Linked DNA regions of Homo sapiens: region 1 is linked to region 2. Evidence: chromatin loops called from intact Hi-C (ENCODE). Cell type or tissue: B cell. All regions are shown on one strand. Links, peaks and the distances in the headings refer to the core of each region. The heading gives the core; the rest is flanking DNA. Region 1 has its middle 220 kb from the start of TET2. Region 2 overlaps GSTCD (glutathione S-transferase C-terminal domain containing).

Region 1 (10,219 bases), core at 1,472-9,471, 780 kb before region 2:
AAAAGGACTTTAAAGAAACCTGATAAACAGGACATGGATGTTTTCTATGAGGAGATTCAACAAGCCCAACTAAACAAGAAATGACCTGTGACAAGCAAAACTACCCCTCCACACACACACACACACACACACACACACACACACACACACTCCACCTTTTCAACCAGCTCCTAAAGCGCACTAGCTAGCAGATAATCACCTAGAGCAAACCAGGTGTGATGTGCATTTTCATGTAGATCAAGCCTGAACCATCCCACCCGCCTCCCATCCCCAGTAGAAGACAGTTCTACAGGCTCTACAAACCACAGAATGCCAGCATCTAGAAAACTGGCAGAGTTTCCAAATGTTAATCCCATCATAAAAGATGAACATCATTTCAGTCCAGCTAAATTAGAAATATAAGATGATGGAAATGGCATGCATTACTCCTATAACCAGTCATCCAAAATAAATGGGCTCATTTATATATAGCTTTGCTATTTAAGAGATATTTGAAGGCAGTCAAGCTTAAAGTATAAGTTAGAACATGTCATGTCAAGCAACTTAGAGAATCTCATAACTAATGTTATTTTTACCCTGAATGTACAGTTCACATTCATTATTCCAGGTAGAAGCTTCATCAGCATCCCCTAGCACATTATGAATTCCTAATCCAAGACTCTCTCGTCTATAAGCAATGTGTTTCTTCTTTTTGCTGTAAATGATATATGGACTCCAGAGAGCAAAGTTTCTCTGTAACACATCATTCCAAAAAGGCTCTTCCCACCTCCATCCCCAGTAGTAAGCAGATTCTTTGCAGAGTTTCCATTTACCTACTTGAACACAACGGTGATTTAAAAATCTTTATGTTTATTATACAATCATAATGGGATGAACACCTTTCATAAAGAATCCAGTGCTCTTCAAACAGAAGTAACTTACTTTGTACAGCTACAAATATCTTAGTATCTTTTTAAGGGAAAGTATCATCAAATAGAACTATTCTCAGGGTAGACCCATTAAACCAGTCACAAGATAAAGAACATAGGTAAATACTGTTCTTAATTGCCTGGACAACATTCTGTAACTCAATCGAATACTTTCTAAAACTATATATGTCCGTAAAGTAGTGTATCATTTTATTTTGTCACCTAGTACTTAAAAGCAGTGTTAGAAAGTGCATTGAGTCAAAAGTGAGCAATTCAAATTCTACAGCTATGAGCCTCTCCATCTTTATTTTTTTCTTTTGTCAAATATTGTATGATTCTAGAGGCTAAAACAGTTCCTACAAATGCCTACCCAGAAAGGAGAAGCAAGCAAAGGAAAGAAGGGAGGGAGGAAGGAAGCATGGAGGTAGGGAGAAAGACACCATCTACTTGGTCCTGCTCTGTAATACTTGAAGGTTCTCCCTGTGATTTTATTCTGTCTTTGGATCTCTAACAACCCAACAGCCACCATTAGTCACAAAAACACATCTGTGTTTAAAAAACTGTCCACAGAAAATTGAAGTGAGTGATCTATACATCACAGAAACAAAAGGAGAGAGAGATGTATATATATATATATATATCCTTTTTCTACACTATTATATATAATAGTAGAGAAAAGCCTCAACACAAGAAATAAGGTTATTACACACAAAACTTAGATATCCCGGCCAGGCATGGTAGCTCATGCCTGTAATCCCAGTACTTTAGGAGACCAAGGCTGGATGATCACTTGAAGCCAGGACTTCAAGACCATCCTGGGTAACATAGTAAGATCTTATCTCTACAAAAAATACAAAAATTAGCTGGGCATGGTGGCACGCACCTGTAGTCCTAGTTACTCAGGAAGCTGAGGCAGGAAAACCACTTGAGCATAGGAGTTTGAAGCTGCAGCAAGCTATGTTCATGCCACTGTACTCCTGCTTAGGTGACAGAGTTAGACTCTGTGGAGAGAAAGGAAAGGAAAGAGGAAAGAGAAAAAGAAAGAGAAAGGAAAGGAAGAGAGAGAGAGAAAGAGAGAAAGAAAAGAAAAAAATAAAGTTAGATATGCAGAGATTTTGAGATGACCTACAGAATTCATATGGATCCACAATCCTTATAGCTAGATCCTTATATGATTGCTCCAAAAATGTACATTCTGGACCTAGCACATTAGCTAGCCCCCCAACAATTCTTAATTTCTAGTAGATATGGCAGAATAATGTTACATGAAATGGTGGTATCAAGTTGTTATATGAGAATGACAACATAGGAATCCTAATAAAATGCTTGTAGATGGTCTTTGAGGTCAGTTAAAAATCACCAAATATTTTTGACGGCAATATCTCTAGTACTTGTACCTCTGTTTATCTGTCATTATCTCAAGTCTTAGTTCCTATTGATTAAATCTATTTAGCAACAGTTATAAAATTTTTCTTCTAGATGTGAAATGGCCATAGGGACTCTACTTCCTGGTTAACATGTCTTAATGAATCACCACATTTTCATGTTTTCCCACAGGAAAGGAACATGGTAAAATAGAAATAGGTTAAGATGTAATGATCTCCCCCTTTCCTGAATATGCCTCTGAATCGCTCTGTGTATACCTCTGCATTCTTTCATTTGCATATAAGGAAACCACTATGGCTTATAGCTTTTACAAACTGATGCCAATAATGGTCACATATCTTACAAAGATCTAGAATTTATTACAAAGTAATTAAAATCAATAACAACAACAAGAAAACAAACTTCCAAAAGGTCAAAACTTTAACCAATCTACATAATCACTAAAATTTAGCACCAAGTATTAAAAGCAAAGACATAAAAGCAATCCTGTGATGAATTTCCATACACATAAATATTCACTAAGTAGGAAAATACCTGATTAAAGAGTTAAAGAAATTTTATTTGTAACACTTTCCTTAAAGGGATTTTTCTTTTCCAAAATAGTATAAATCATTGTATTTTAGACCTCCTACTATCTACTTTATTGGTCTAAAGATTATTGGTACTTTAATGATAAGTTAAATACATTTTAACAGAAAGATAATTAAATGAACACTTGAAGTATTAACATAATTACATATAGTCAGGCAAATTCTGTGTATGAGATGAAATGTCATTCCAAAAGTATCTCATTGCTGTTTTTGTGTCACATTTAGACATGAGACACTGAGTATATACTTGTCGGCTAAGTGTTCACAAATCCTACTAAGGGCATGTATTGGGGGACTTGGCATTGCCAGGTTGTAGAGAGTACTTGCATCTCCTTGCATCAAATTTGGATGAAATTCTAAAACCATATAGGCTGCTCCAGAATACATCCGGCTTCTGGTGGATAAATAGGTCCACCATTTCTGGTTATTTTTCTAAGTAAGTTGTAAAAACCCTCCCTATGTAAGGCCTATTTGACAAGTATTTTTTCTAGTACATAAAACTAGAATATGATAAAAAATTTTTATAAACATAACTCAACCTAAAACTCTTGAAATATCTTATGGTTTATGACAACACACACATTCAATTACTGGAGACACATACTAAATACTACATATTTGTTGATAAAGCTGAAACTCCTAAACCTACCAAAAAGGCCTTCAAGACTGCCACCAATTCCATTTTCTTCCTCCACAGTGGAAGACTAAAAACTGCCAATCAATGACTAATCTCCCCTGTTTCTGCTATCAGAACTTGTCTGTATACAAGAGCAATGTGCTCATCTCTAGGAGGTGATGAACAACCATTCTAAGGTGATAATCACAATGTTCTTTCCCTTTGCCATATAGTCATTTTTTCACTCTCCTTTGCAACTAGGAGGGATATTTTCTAATAAAAGAGACCAATGGAGCTGGACTCTCCCCTTCCCTCTTTCTTCTTCTTCCTGCATGGATATGATGCCTGGTGTTGTGGTAGCCATATTAAAAACCGTGGGGCCTTCAGCCAAAGGGGAAAAAGCCAGCAAATGAAGGAAGGAGAATGCAAGGTAGAAAGAGCCTATATCCTTGACAGCATCATGAACAATGGGAGCAATGCCAGCAATTTTCTATATTCTTACTTCTTGCTCTGTAGGAAAAAATAATTCCTTATTTACTAAAGCCACTGTTGGATTGTGGCTGGCAAGATGTCTGAATAGGAACAGCTCCGGTCTGTAGCTCCCAGCGAGATCAACGCAGAAGGTGGGTGATTTCTGCATTTCCAACTGAGGTGCACAGCTCATCTCACTGGAACTGGTTAGACAGCGGGTGCAGCCCATGGAGAGTGAGCTGAAGCAGGGTGGGATGTCACCTCACACAGGAAGCACAAGGGGTCAGGGAACTCCCTCCTCTACCCAAGGAAAGCCCTGAGGGACTGTGCTGTAAGGAACAGTGCACCCTGGCCAAGATAATATGCTTTTCCCACGGTCTTCGCAACCTGCAGACCAGGAGATTCCCTCCGGTACCTACATCACCAGGGCCCTGGGTTTCAAGCACAAAACTGGGCAGTCATTTGGGCAGACATCGAGCTAGCTGCAGGAAATTTTTTCATACTCCAGTGGTGCCTGGAACACCAGCAAGACAGAAAAAGTTAGACCCCTGGAAAGGGGGCTGAAGTCAGGGAGCCAAGTGGTCTAGCTTAGAGGATCCCACCCCAAGGGAGCCCAGCAAGCTAAGATCCACTGGCTTGAAATTCTCACTGCCAGCAGAGCAGTCTGAAGTCAATCTGGCATGCTGGAGCTTGGTGGGAGGAGGGGCGTCTGCCATTACTGAGGCTTGAGTAGGTGGTTTTCCCCTCACAGTGTAAACAAAGCGGCCAGGAAGTTTGAACTGGGCGGAGCCCACCACAGCTTGGCTAAGCCACTGTAGCCAGACTGTCTCTCTAGATTCCTTTTCTCTGGGCAGGGCATCTCTGAAAGAAAGGTGGCAGCCCCAGTCAGGGGCTTATAGATCAAACTCCCATCTCCCTGGGACAGAGCACCTGGGGGAAGGGGTGGCTGTGGGCACAGGTTCAGCAGACTTAAATGTTCCTGCCTGCTGGCTCTGAAAAGAGCAGCAGATCTCCCAGCACAGCCCTTGAGATCTGCTAAGGGACAGACTGCCTCCTCAAGTGGGTCCCTGAACCCCGTGACTTCTGACAGGGAGAAACCTCCCAGCAGGGGTCAGCAGACACCTCATATAGGAAAGCTCCAGCTGGCATCTGGCAGGAGCCCCTCTAAGATGAAGCTTCCAGAGGAAGGAACAGCAGCAATCTTTGCTGTTCTGCAGCCTCTGCTGGTGATACCCAGGCACACAGGGTCTGGAGTGGACCTCCAGCAAACTGCAGCAGACCTGCAGCAGAGAGGCCTGTTAGAAAGAAAACTAACAAACACAAAGGAATAGGATCAATGTCAACAAAAAGGACGTCCACACAGGAACCCCATCTGAAGGTCACCAACATCAAAGACCAAAGGTAGATAAATCCAGGAAGATGAGGAAAAACCAGCACAAAAAAAGGCTGAAAATTCCAAAAACCAAAATGCCTCTTCTCCTCCAAAGGATCACAACTCCTTGCCAGCAAGGGAACAAAACTGGATGGAGAATGAGTTTGACCAATTGAAGGAAGTAGGCTTCAGGAGGTGGGTAATAACAAACTCTGCCGAGCTAAAGGAGCATGTTCTAACCCAATGCAAGGAAGCTAAGAACCTTGGAAAAAAGTTAGAGGAATTGCTAACTAGAATAACCAGTTTAAAGAGGAACATAAATGACCTGATGGAGCTGAAAAACACAGCACAAGAACTTTGTGAAGCATACACAAATATCAATAGCCAAATTGATCAAGCAGAAGAAAGGATTTCAGAGATTGAAGATCACCTTAATAAAATAAAGCATGAAGACAAGATTAGAGAATAAAGAATGAAAAGGAATGAACAAAGCCTCCAAGAAAATATGGACTATGTGAAAAGACCAAACCTATATTTGATTGGTGTACATGAAAGTGATGGGGAGAATGAAACCAAGTTGGAAAATACTCTTCAGGATATCATCCAGGAGAACTTCCCCAACCTAGCAAGGCAGGCCAACATTCAAATTCAGGAAATACAGAGAACACCACTAAGATATTACTCAATAAGAGCAACCCCAAGACACACAATCATCAGATTCACCAAGGTTGAAATGAAGGGAAAAATGTTAAGGGCAGCCAGAGAGAAAGGTCAGGTTACCCACAAAGGGAAGCCCATCAGACTAACAGTGGATCTCTCTGCAGAAACCCTACAAGCCAGAAGTAAGTAGGGGCCAATATTCAACACTCTTAAAGAAAAGAATTTTCAACCCAGAATTTCATATCCAGCCAAACTAAGCTTCATAAGTGAAGGAGAAATAAAATCCTTTACAGACAAGCAAATGCTGAGAGATTTTGTCACCACCAGGCCTGCCTTACAGGAGATCCTGAAGAAAGCACTAAACATGGAAAGGAGCAACCGGTACCAGCCACTGCAAAAACATAACAAATTGTAAAGACCATTGACATTGTGAAGAAACTGCAGCAACTAATGGGCAAAATAGCCAGCTAGCATCATAATGATAGGATCCAATTCACACATAACAATATTAACCTTAAATGTAAACGGGCTAAATGCCCCAAGACACAGACTGGCAAACTGGATAAAGAGTCAAGAACCATCAGTGTGTTGTATTCAGGAGACCCATCTCACATGCAAATAAAGGAATGGAGGAATATTTAGCAAGTAAATGGAAAGAAAAAAAAAGCAGGGGTTGCCATCCTAGTCTCTGATAAAACAGACTTTAAACCAACAAAGATAAAAAATGACAAAAAAGGAGCACCCAGACTCATATAATAAGATCTTAGAGACCTACAAAGAGACTTAGACTCCCACACAATAATAATGAGAAACTTTAACACCCCACTGTCAATATTAGACAAATCAATGAGACAAAAAAGTAACAAGGATATTCAGGACTTCAATTCAGCTCTAGACCAAATGGACCTAATAGACATCTACAGAACTCTCCACCCCAAATCAAAAGAATATACATTCTTCTCAGCACCACATCACACTTATTCTAAAATTGACCACATAATTGGAAGTAAAACACTCTTCAGCAAACGCAAAAGAATGGAAATCATAACAGTCTCTCAGACCACAGTGAAATCAAATTAGAACTCATGATTAAGAAACTCACTCAAACCACATGACTACATGGAAGCTGAACAACCTGTTTCTGAATGACTACTGAGTAAATAACAAAATTAAGGCTTAAATAATTGAGCTCTTTGAAACCAATGAGAACAAACATACAATGTACCAGAATCTCTGGGACAGAGCTAAAGCAGTGTTTAGTGGGAAATGTATAGCACTAAATGCCCACAGGAGAAAACAGAAAAGATCTAAAATTGGCACCCTAACATCACAATTAAAAGAACTAGAGAAGCAAGAGCAAGCAAACTAAAAAACTAGCAGAAGACAAGAAATAACTAAGATTAGAGCAGAACTGAAGGAGATAGAGACATAAAAAGCCCTTCAAAAAATCAATGAATACAGGAGCTGGTTTTTTCAAAAGATCAACAAAATAGACCAGTTGCCAGACTAGTAAAGAAGAAAGGAGAGAAGAATCAAATAGACACGATAAAAATGATAAAGGGGATATCACCACTGATCCCACAAAAATGCAAACTACCATCAGAGAATACTATAAAAACCTCCACGCAAATAGACTAGAAAATCTAGAAGAAATGGATAAATTCCTGGATACATACACCCTACCAAGACTAAACAAGGAAGAAGTCCAATCCCTGAATAGACCAATAACAAGTTCTGAAATGGAAGCAGTAATTAATAGCCTACCAACCAAAAAAAGTCCAGGACCAGACAGATTCACAGCCGAATTCTACCAGAGGTACACAGAAGAGCTGGTACTATTCCTTCTGAAACTATTCCAGTCAACAGAAAAAGAGGGACTCCTCCCTAACTCATTTTATGATGCCAGCATCATCCTGATACCAAAACCTGGCAGAGACACAACAACAACAAAAAAGAAAATTTCAGGCCAATATTCCTGAAGAATGTCAATGTAAAAATCCTCAATAAAATACTGGCAAACTGAATCCAGCAGCCCATCACAAAGCTTATCCACCATGATCAAGTTGGCTTCATCCCTGGGATGCAAGGCTGGTTCAACATCTGCAAATCAATAAACATAATCCATCACATAAACAGAACCAATGACAAAAAACACATGATTATCTCAATGGATGCAGAAAAGGTCTTCAACAAAATACAACACCCCTTCATGCTAAAAACTCTCAATAAACTAGGTATTGATGGAACATACATCAAAATAATAAGAGCTATTTATGACTAACCCACAGCCAATATCATATTGAATGGGCAAAAACTGGAAGCCCTCTCTCCCCACTCCTATTCAACACAGTATTGGAAGTTCTGGCTACGCAATCAGGCAAGAGAAAGAAATAAAGTGTATTCAAATAGGAAGAGAGGAAGTCAAATTGCCTCTGTTTACAGATGACATGATTGTATATTTAGAAAACCCCATCATCTCAGCCCAAAATCTCCTTAAGCTGATAAGCAACTTCAGTAAAGTTTCAGATACAAAATCAATGTACAAAAATTACAAGCATTCCTTTATACCAATAATAGACAAAAATAGAGCCAAATTATGAATGAACTTCATTCACAATTACTACAAAGAGAATAAAATACCTAGGAATACAACTTACAAGGGACGTGAAGGACCTCTTCAAGGAGAACTACAAACCACTCCTCAAGGAAATAAGAGAGGACACAAACAAATGGAAAAACATTCCATGCTCATGGATAGGAAAAATCAACATTGTGAAAATTGCCATACTCACCAAAGTAATTTATAGATTCTATGCTATCCCTGTCAACCTACCATTGACTTTCTTCAAAGAATTAGAAAAAACTACTTTAAATTTCATATAGAACAAAAAACAGCCCATATAGCCGAGACAATCCTAAGCAAAAAGAACAAAGCAGGAGGCATCACGCTACCTGACTTCAAACTATACTACAAAGCTACAGTAACCAAAACAGCATGGTACTGGTACCAAAACAGATATATAGACCAATAGGACAGGATAGAGGCCTCAGAAATAATGCCACACATGTACAACCATCTGATCTTCAACATTCCTGACAAAAACAAGCAATGGGGAAAGGATTTCCTATCTAATAAATGGTGTTGGGAAAACTGGCTAGCCATATGCAGAAAACTGAAAAATGGATTAAAGACTTAAATGTAAGACCTAAAACCATAAAAACCCTAGAAGAAAAACTAGGCAATACCATTCAGGACATAGGCATGGGCAAAGGCTTCATGACTAAAACACCAAAAGCAATGGCAACAAAAGCCAAAAGTGACAAATGGGATCTAATTAAACTAAACAGCTTCTGCACAGCAAAAGAAACTAGCATCGGAGTGTACAGGCAACCTACGCAATGGGAGAAAATGTTTGCAATCTACCCGTCTGACAAAGGGCTAATATCCAGAATCTACAAAGAATTTAAATAAATTTACAAGAAATAAACAACCCCATCAAAAAATGGGCGAAGGATATGAACATAAATGTCTTCTCAAAAGAAAACATTTATGTGGCCAACAAACATATGAAGAAAAGCTCATCATCACTGGTCATTAGAGAAATGCAAATTAAAACCACAATGAGATACCATCTTACACCAGTTAGAATGGCAATCATTAAAAAGTCAGTAAACAACAGATGCTGGAGAGGATGTGGAGAAATAGGAACGCATTTACACTGTTGGTGGGTGTGTAAATTAGTTCAACCATTGTGGAAGACAGTGTGGCAACTCCTCAAGGATCTAGAACCAGAAATGCCATTTGACCCAACAATCCCATTACTGGGTATATACTCAAAGGATTATAAATCATTCTACTATAAAGACATGCACACGTATGTTTATTGCAGCACTATTTACAATAGCAAAAACTTGCAACCAACCCAAATGCCCATCAATGATAGACTGGATTAAGAAAATGTGGCACATATACACCATGGAATACTATGCAGCCATAAAAAAGAATGAGTTCATGTCCTTTGCAGGGACATGGATGAAACTGGAAACCATCATTCTCAGGAAACTAATACAAGAACAGAAAACCAAACATGGCATGTTCTCACTCATAAGTGGCAGTTGAACAATGAGAACACATGGACACAGGGAGGGGAATATCACAAACTGGGGCCTGTCAGTGGGTAGAGGGGTAGGGGAGGGATAGCATTAGCAGAAATAC
Region 2 (10,219 bases), core at 943-8,942:
AAAAGCATAAAACACAAGATAAGTTATAAAATTCAAAATGTTGAACATATGATGTAGGAGAGAATTTAGGCAGGTTTAAATTTTAATCTTTAAGAAAAGTAAGTGTTTGTGATTTTTCATACTTATAAACTGTGTTGAACTTCTTATTTTGTACAATAGGTTGATATGCACATGGATTAAGGGTTTCACGTTTATATTTTACCATTTCATGATTCCCTGGCTTTCAGCCTCAGTAACAAATATGTTTTTTTTCAGTATTTGGTTGGGAAAAACTTTTCAATCAATATAAATCCTTTACCTTTCATGGAAAGAAGCTTGAAAATATAAACCATAATTTGGGTTTTGCCCATCAAGGTTTGCATATTTTAATAGTGCCAGTTGATAAGGAATTTGGTTATAAATTATAAAGAAATAATAGTAGCTAGTATTTATTTAAGGACTTAATATGTGACAAGCTTTTTTCTGTATGGCACACTACATGGTAGGTACAGTTATTATTGTCTCCATTTTATTATATAAGTGAGGAAACAGATATGCAGAAAAGTTTTTTATAGCTACTAAGAATCAGAACCAGTATATTTGCACCCAGGTGGTCTGGCTCAACAGTCTCGGCTCTAATCTATTACTTTATAATTCTTGTTTTATAAATATTCTTGCTAGGCACATGTATGGAATCTAGTTAAGATTCTTAGTTCCTTTGCCCTGGATATAAGTATACATAAAAACTTCTGTGCTTGCTTTATTTATGAGTTTGGTTAGATTCCATTTATACTTTTCCCGATTCACCTCACAAAGGTGATCTTATTTCTTCATTTTAATTTATACTTAGTTGGTCCTTAAAATAGAGTTATTAATTTGGAAAAGAAAGAATGGTGTCATGAAGAATGAGATACACATTGTACCAAGACTAAAGTTATTAATAATACTCTCAGACAGTGATTTCTGACATTCATATATGTACATTCATTCCTTGAACTAAAGTTTCAGTTCATTAAGCACTGGAGATGTTATAGTGTTAGGTGATAAGAGCTATGAAGAAAAAGGGAAGCTAGGTAAGAGGCTAGGGTGTGCTTTTTCAATTCAGGCAGTCAGGAGAGGCTGTTCTGAGTTAATATTTATGCAGAAAAATCAATGAAATGAGGGAGCAAGCCCTGTGAATCTCTTGGAGAAAAGCATTCTAGGCAAAGCAATAGCAAGTACAAATATTCTCAAGTGGCACCTTCCAAAAACAGCAAGGACAGCTATGGCTGGAAGGGAGTGAAGAAGGATAAGAGATGAGGTCAGAAAGGGATAGCTAGGGTCACAGTAGGCCTATAGGCCATAATAGGAAATTTGGATTTTATTTTGAGTGTGCTGAAGAGCCATTGGATGGTTTTGAGCACGAGACATCTGATTTATGTTTTTAAGGATCACCCTGTTGTTGGAGAATGGACTGTTTTATGGAAAGTGGAGGAAAATAGTTAATAGGCTTTTGCAGTAGTCCTTGTAAGCACTGGCGATGACTTAGATTAAGGTGGTAGTGGTAGAGGTGCTGAGGAGTTGGATTTAGCATATACTTCAAAGGTAGAGATGGCAGGGTATGAGAGAGAGAAAAAAAGAAGTTGAGTGGGACTTTTGAGTTTTTGGCCTAAGCATCTGGGTAATTGGTGTTGCCATTTTACCAGGAAGTAGAACACGAAGGGAAGGGGAGCAGGTTTAGAAAAACATCCACATGGAGATGTCAAGTAGAATATAGTAGTCTGGAGTTAGAGGAGAAGATACGGCTGGGATATACATGTAAGAGTCAGATCATATTTAAAGCTATGGCACTGGAGATCACCCAGAACAGTGCTGTCATATTGTGAGTTGTGCCCCATTAATGAGTCAGGAAATCAATGTAATGAGTAACAACCAGCATTTAAAAAAACAAGCACAGAGTAAAAAATATCAGATTTATCCCATATTGTAGGATAAGTATTGCTTCATGACATTTTTGTTTCTATTTTATTCAGTGTATTGTGTGTTACATTATAAAATATATACCTAATTGTGTGGCATGCTCAAAAGTTTGAAAGCCAGTATTCGAAGGATGGAGTGTGGATTGAGCAGAGAGCAAAACACTGAGCTGTGGGTCACTGAGACATCTGCAGAGTAGCCAATGAAAGGAATCAGGAAAGAATTGCCAAAGAATTTAATCCAGTGCAGAAACTTGTCAAATAACCCAGCCTTTGGAATGGAAGTTTATATCAAGGATTACTGAAACCAGCATACTTGCTTAGAATAACATAATATCTGACAATTTTCACTTTGGTAAAATTGCTTCAATTTATGAAATTTTATTTATAAATAGTACTGTTATATTAGAACAATACCTATTCTTAAATGTCTCTAAATAAGATCTTTTATGAATTTAATTAATACTTTTGGACTGATGTACAATTCTCATCTCTATAATGGAAATAAAATACTTTTAAGGATTGTGAGCATTAGAAGTAATGCACATGTTCTGTGTGCTTAGCACATAGTAGGTGGACAATAAAATGTATGTAATATTTAAAACTTTATTTACCTAACATTTGTTGAGCTCCTATCAAATTGTAGTCACAAAGATAACTTATTTGAAAAAACAAAAAACAAAACACAGGTTAATCATTTGCAGCAGTTATGCACTTTTTGGTCTTCATTATATAATATATAATTTATCTAATATATAATGTTATGTATACATAATGCCATAGATCTTGACTTGAATTTTGATCACAAAATTTTCAAGCTTTATTTTTTCTGGACTGTGGAGAAGTATGCTTGTTTTTAATATGTTTACTGTTTATCTCTCATTCTCTGTGTTTTATCAAGGCTAAGATATATTCATTAGAATGAAAGTGAAAAAAAAAAACCAGATCTGAATGCCTAAATATTAAACCTATGACTAATTCCACCATTTAAAAATATATTAGAACATTCCTGAGTAATGAAATCAAAGACATAATCTTTTCTTTTTACCCATTTATTCATTCGGCAAGATTCCCAAGCAAATTGGCACGTCCAGGAAAGAGATGCACACTCTATTTAATATCCTGAAGTTTGTGGTTTTGTCTGCTACTTTCTCACTCCCTCTCTGCAGAGTGGCACCTGTCAAAGCTGAGAAAGAGTAAATTACTCTATTTCTGTGCTTGGCAGGAATGTAATATGGAGTAACAAGAGCTGTGCCGCAGAAGCCCTGGAGACAGAAGTTGATTCTATAGTACCTACCTTCTTAAAGCTCGTGACAGAAAATTAGCGAACTAAGGCATTCTGAAGCTAGAAAAGAAAAAAGAGGAAGGATTTTTTTTTTTTTGCCTGTGATATTTGCATACTTGGAGCAAATACTGGTTCTACTCTCTAAAAAGGCACAGTGCAAGCCAAAAACATCACATTTGTACAGGTTTACAAATATTTAATATTTATTTTAAAAATTATATTAGTACATAATAGGGAGACATTATTCAAGGAGAGTAATTTTTTTTTTTATTCTAAGATCATTAAGTAACATTTTTAATCTCCCAGGGGGAAAACCAACATCTATATTAAAAAAAATACGTTAAGAATCAACAGTACTTTGTTGCATTTTCTCTCAGGCATCTCATTAATTTTTAGATATCACCATGGGCAGGTTATTGCTATTCTGTTTTGCTGACATTTAGCATTTTATTAAGTGCTAACAGTGAGAAGAGTTTATAGAATATGTCTAAAATCCTATTTTCATATTCTTATGTGCCTTACAACGTGGCAAATATAGGCATACTTTTTAAAAGAATATTTCTACATATCTTAAAAGCTATTAAATAGCATGGCTTTGTTTCCAGTTTTTTAAAAAGTGTTAGGATGAGCCTCGTAATTACTATTTTTTAGACTGTTGGGCAAATGATGAAATCAGTCATGTTTTCTTTCAAAACTGCTTTCTTGAAACACTTAGGGGTGAGTCTTCTTTTTACTCTCCTACTGTCAGGAGAGTGAGTCCAGAGCAAACTCCTCAAAAAGACTGTTAATTCCTGGAAAGTGTGGTTGGTCCTTTTTGCCCTAGTGTTGTTACAGATCTCACTTTGTTTGACTGTTTTTAAGGACTTATAGCATAAAGGTGTTATATTAATAATGAAAATATTTCCAGAGCTCTATTCAGCTTTATAAAAAAACTCTTTGAACTTTGATCTTTAATAAATACCTTTTTGTTTTAAAATTATCTCTCAGTGACAAAAATTTTTAAAAAATAAGCTCAGGGAGAAAATGGCATCTGTAAGTTAAAAAGTTGTTGCTTTTACAGTATATAAAATAATTTTCCCCCAGATAATCTTTTAAGAAGTAACAAATCATGGTATATATCTGTTATATTTTAATAGAAGAAATATAAAATAAAGCAGTAGTGATTATTTGTATTATTAAGAAACTTAGATAATACTTTACTGACTATATTTATTTTTTATAATGGATTACAAGTTCCTTAGTTTTAAAAAATGAAGAACTAAGAAGCTTAAAGTGTTTAGGTCTTGTTTCAGATTTTTTTAAAAAAGGGATTTAAAATATTAAAGAAAATTTAGTATGATGAAGGTTTTCTAAAATTAAGTGTACACTAACATTTTGAATACACTTAAAAGACAAGAGGTGCATGTGTACTTTTTAACAGCTTTTAAAGTAATTTTCCTTCTAATATGTCATGTTTCTGGTACGTATTTCCATGGTGAATACTTTTAAAGAGTGCCATCTAGTGTCAGTTTTGGAATTGTAATTTATGTATTAGAACATTAGGAATTTTTGACCCGGGAAATGTATAAACATAAAAAGACAGGACAATTGATAAAAACCTTAAGGAATATGACTTGAAAATAGCCATGAAGAATCTGACCTCAAGACTGTGTGTGTTTGCACCTTTAACCAGTATGTATATTTATCTCTGCTTTCATTTGTCAAATACTGCTTGCTTATATATATAATAAACCTATAAAGCAGTGAACAAAAAATTTTTACTCATGGAACATTCTAGTTAGAGGAGACAAATAATAACATATAGTATATCACCATAGCAATAAGCGCTAGGAAGAAAAAACATAGATGGAAATAGAAAGGTTTTTTTCAGGGAGCGTGGGGATTGGGGTTTGTGATTTAAATTGAGTAGTCAGGGAGGATCTCAGTAAGAAGTTGCCATTGAATAAATAAATACCTGAAGGAAGTGAGGAAGTGTTCTAGGTACTGGAAACACCAAATGCAAAGGCCCTGATGTGAGAATGTACCTAGTGTTTTAGCAAGGGTCCCCAACCCCTGGGCCCAGGACTAGTATCCATCTGTGGCCTGTTAGGAACCCCACCTCAAAGTGGGAGGTGAGTGGCAGGTGAGCCAGCATTACTGCCTGAATGGCGCCTCCTGTCAGATCAGCAGCGGCATCAGATTCTCATAGGAGCTCCAACCCTCTTAACTGCACGCAGGAGGGATCTAGGTTGCACTCTCCTTATGAGAATCTAATGCCTGATGATCTGAGGTGAAACAGTTTCATCTGGAAACCATCCCCATCCCCCCACCAACCTCCCATGGAAAAACTGTCTTTCATGAAACTGGTCCGTGGTGCCAAGAATGTTGGAGATGGCTGTTTTAGAGGAATAACAATCTACTTTGGCTGGAGCAGTGAGCAATGAAGAAAGTTAATGAGACAAACTCTGAGACATAAAGGAGGATTAGATCAAGGAGATTTTTGTAGGCTGTTGCAGAAACTTTGGCTTTTCTCTAAGGAGGGTGGGAAGACCTTGGAGGGTTTGGTTATGGGGGTGTGAAGGAAAAGAATGGTGTAACCTGAGATGGGAAGACACATAAGGAGCAGGTTTGAGGGGTGGGAGAGAATAAGGAACTGGATTTTGGACAGGTTAACTTTAAGATAGCTATCAGTATCCATGTTATGGGGAAATTTAAATATTTTTATATTATGATTCAGCACTCAGCAGCTATCACTTACTTGAGGAGAATCCACTTCTCCTGAAAGAACGAATATCCCCTCCCTATTATTTTGTAGGGTCGTAAAAAAGAAGCAGTATGGAAGGACCAGCACTGTCAAAACTTCTCAAGGATATTATCCCCAGACAGCTCTCAGTATTTTTGGTTAATTTATTTCCCCTTCTATTTATCTCCTGTTCTCACATATAGTGAGACCCCAAAATACTTGATTGGGAGGGCTCTATTGCAAAGCACTGGGGTTTGCTCATTTTAAAGGAGCTGGGTGTAATATTTCCTCTAATGCTAGTTAATTGCACAGGGTGGAATTTTTTTCTTTTGGAAGTCATTTAGTCAGTCTTCAGAAACAAACCTTATAGCATTATTATCTACTGCAAATTTTTACTGATTTCTAGAACAGGCTTTTGAAACATTCATCTTTTATTTTAGCTTCTAAATGATTATATTCTAAGACCATAATCACTTCAATTTATACTTTAGGTGACCCAATGAAAGAAGAAAATGAAAGCCATAAAGAAAAGTCTTACAGAAGAAGAATACCTGTACCTGGACTTTTCTCACCAAACAGAAGGATGCATCTTTCCTCTTCATACATCTGTAACTTTATTTCTGTTATCTTACTGTGACTGTAAAATCTTTAAAATTTGCTTAGTTGTCACCAAAGAGGTGAGTAGAGATAGTTCACTACTAAGAGATGACCTGATCCAGGATGTTGAAATACAGATTATTTCAAGGCAGGAGCTCCCACCAATAGTCCAAAATTGCTGTTTGCCTGCAGTAGTAGAACGATCAGACAATTTTTGTAGAGCAGGACTTGCTGTTGTATTGAGACACATAATCCAGAAATCCTATGAAGCAGACCCCTTAAAGAAGGAACTTTTGGAACTTCTGGGCTTTAAAAAGACTTGCTTGAAAGCCTGTGCTGAAGTAAGTATAATGTCTTTTTTCTGTTATTTGAAGCTACACAGTGATAACATAATTACCTGACCATTTAATATTTTAACTTCCTATTAGGAATAAAAGTTTATTTATTTTAAAAAACCCCAGTAACCAATGAAATAAAGTAGCCCTTTGATATAGTTTGAATATTTATCCCCTCCAAATTTCATGTTGAAATGTGATCCCCAATGTTGTTGGAGGTGGGACCTGGTAGGAGGTGTTTGGGTCGTGGGGGCAGATGCCTCGTAAATGGCTTGGTGCTCTCACTGGGGTAATGAGTGAGTTCTTGCTCTATTAGTTCATGAGAGATCTAGCTGTTGAAAAGCGCCTGGTACCTCTTCCTTGCTCTCTCTTGCACCCTCTCTCCCCATGTGACATGCCTGCACTCCCTTTGCCTTCTACCATGACTAAAAGCTTCCTGAGGTCCTGATCAGAAGCAGATGCTTCTTATATAGCCTGCAGAACCATGAGCCAAATAAACCTCTTTCCTTTATAAATTACTCAGCCTCACCTATTCCTTTACAGCAATGCAAATGGGCTAATATACCCTTTACGTGTGTCAATATTTCAGTGCAGTATTGAAAAATAAGAATTTAAGTCTTAATTTATAAAGTTTGGAGACATTTTTAGAAAATAACTCTTTTTTCTTTATTTTAGTTATGTTGATTTTTAAATGGAATGTTTACATATAAATAGGAGCTCAAATAGCAATGCTTTGGAAGCCCTGCTTATTGTGGGGGCTAGGAGGAGGGTAGGACAGGGGAGGTATATTGTAAAGGCTTTGGGAAGTAATGATTTATTTAGTAAGGGGAATACAGGAATGCTAAACTTCTTTTGCTTAATGTTTTTACTTCTGAAGCACTGTGATGTGTCTCCTGATACAACATAAAAGCCTAGCCCAGGGATGATTGAGCTCAAAACTTATTTCCCAATAAGACAGTTATTTTTTCTAAAGTTATATTGAAATTAAAAAATCTTTTCATTTCTTGTTTTGTTTTTGTTTTGTAGGTTAGTCAGTGGACCAGGCTATGTGAACTCACCATCCCTTTGGCTATTGAGAATTTTCTCAGAGAATCTTCTGACCAGCCCCCAACTATACCTGTAGAAATACTACAGCTAGAGAAAAAGCTTAGTGAGCCTGTTAGAGTGCATAATGATGATAAACTCCGCAGGCAGAAGCTCAAGCAACAGAAGGCTGATGGAGTTGGGCCTCCCCTTACTAAGGGAAAGGCAAAGAGCAAGGTCCACACACAGGAAACATCTGAAGGGTTGGATTCTTCATCCAAGAGTCTGGAACTGAAAGTGGCATTCTCAAAGCTCACAGTACAGGAAGAACCAGCTACTACCAACAGAGAGCCTTCTCACATCAGAAAAGCAAAAGCCTCCGACCTTCCACCTCTGGAGCATGTGTTTGCAGAAGGGCTTTACTTCACTCTGGCAGATATTGTGCTCTTGCCCTGTATCCATCATTTCTTGGTAAGGTTTCATCTGGACTGTACACATTACTATGAGTTTCAGTCTATGAAATTGCCTAGGTTTGAATTTCTGTTTTACTTTTTATTGTCAATATGCTGCTAGGAAAGTTATTAATATCTTTCTCCATTTTCTTATCTGTAAAATGGTGATAATAATAGTACCTATCTAAAAGGAAAAATGTAAGGAACAAATTAAAGTTTGTGTGAAGTATGGAGAACAGTGCTTGGCACATAGTAAGCTCTCAATCAAAGTTAGTAATTACTATGACTTTTAATGTGAAGTTGCTAAAATGTTAACAATTGTTATTATTAATTTCAAGTTTCTGTTGTGATTACTTTCTAATAGTAGAAGGTCCAAGTCGGCTCTGTGGTGCAATGGATACTCCGTTGGACGTCTACTATTAGAGGGTGCAGTTAAAAAAAAAAAAACTAAAAATCTTGTCAGCTAAATTTTATAATGAATTGTTAGTCACTTAAATTAATCTTATGTTAGGTATTATCAAACTGAAAATATTTTATTCTGACCTGTGTGCTTTTCTCTGTTCTCTCTGAGAGTAAAGTAGCTGGCTCTGTTATTATGTGCTGGGGGAGAATAGATAGAACGTTTTCTGAGTAGGAAGATCTCTCTCTCTCTCTCTCTGTCTGTCTTACATACACACACTCACACACGCACACACGTGTGCACACACACATTCCCTCTGTGGAGGAAAAAAGAACAGGGTGAAAATAATACCAGAGTGAACATAGGAAGCTTAGCTCTCTGCAGCCTTCCAATTGGTTTTCAAGAGCTGCATTGCTTTTTGCTTTTGTTTGGGTTTTTTTCTTGGAAGCATTTCCCCCTTTTCCCTACTAAGGAATCAGATATTAGATTTCATTCTCATTATATATCACCAACAATTCAGGTATCTCTATGGACAGAAGAGACTGCTATCGAAAATCTATGTATTTGAAGGCTTTGCTTCACAAGTAAACTCGGCAGTATTCATCAATTGTCATTTTCTTAAAGAACATTTCTCTTTTCCTCAAAATTGAACCAAATTTGGCAACCAAAACAATATAAAAAGAGAGAGATCCAGGAATTGTTTAGATGTTGATTGCTATTTTAAATGCCAGATGTCATATGTCTTCACAGAGTCCATGGAGTTGAGTGGGAAGAAGACATTGATTTTTAAATTTTTTCCTAGTCAGATGATTCCTAGGTTCTCTTCTCCATGATCCCTCTCTTCTATTACCAAGTTCCGTCATTAGAGCAGTCATTTGATACATTATGAAGTACTTGGTCTTCTGTCTTCTTGACTTCTTTGGATAACTGTGTTTCCAGTTTCACCAGAATTGAATGAAAGTGGCATATCCATTCCTTTATTGAAGAAATTTATTAAAATTATTTGAATACATAAACTAATTCTCAAAATATTTTCCTTCGTTCCTTTGTATTTTTACTGGATTTTTTTTTCTTTTTTTTTTGAGATGGAGTCTCGCTCTGTCACCTAGGCTGTGTGCAGTGGTGTAATCGCAGCTCACTGCAACCTCCGCTTCCTGGGTTGAAGCAATTCTCCTGCCTCAGCCTCCCAAGTAGCTGGGATTATAGGTGCACGCCACCATGCCTGGCTAATTTTTGTATTTTTTAAGTAGAGATGGGGTTTCACCATGTTGGCCAGGCTGCTTTCGAACTCCTGACCTTGTGATCCGCCCACCTCATGTTTTCCAGAATTCATCCTTCTTTGATAAACCCTTGATATTTGTTATATTTTTCTCTTTAAATCATCTTGGGTAATAAAGTAGTCATTTTAATTCATATAGTGGTTATGTTGGCAAGCCTTTTTGCTTGCATTAACATACATTGAGGTGAATGG

What was found. A loop is a pair of places that touch in the nucleus more often than their neighbours do. Peaks named below come from ENCODE experiments on the same cell type or tissue, not always from the same donor. Only the 100,000 strongest peaks of a DNase experiment are listed, where the experiment ranks them.
Region 1: it touches region 2 in a loop (24-fold over the local background); 3 of 110 quality-filtered maps call a loop at or near these places.

What each region holds. Positions count from the first base shown.
Region 1 is chr4:104,926,204-104,936,422 of GRCh38, forward strand. No RefSeq gene overlaps it. Among named protein-coding and RNA genes, the nearest start is that of TET2, 220 kb to the right of the region's middle. RefSeq lists an enhancer at 4,446-4,785. In B cell, for the core only: no CTCF peak of the experiment used is centred there; DNase peaks (open chromatin) are centred at 4,738 and 5,058; H3K4me3 peaks cover 700 bases; H3K27ac peaks cover 767 bases.
Region 2 is chr4:105,711,161-105,721,379 of GRCh38, forward strand. GSTCD (glutathione S-transferase C-terminal domain containing) reads left to right here. Exons shown (of 12, transcript NM_001370181.1): 2 at 6,433-6,879; 3 at 7,900-8,367. The coding sequence starts at 6,454. Among named protein-coding and RNA genes, the nearest start is that of GSTCD, 7.5 kb to the left of the region's middle. In B cell, for the core only: CTCF peaks have their summits at 4,739 (motif pointing left) and 4,941; DNase peaks (open chromatin) are centred at 3,241 and 4,721; H3K4me3 peaks cover 660 bases; H3K27ac peaks cover 994 bases.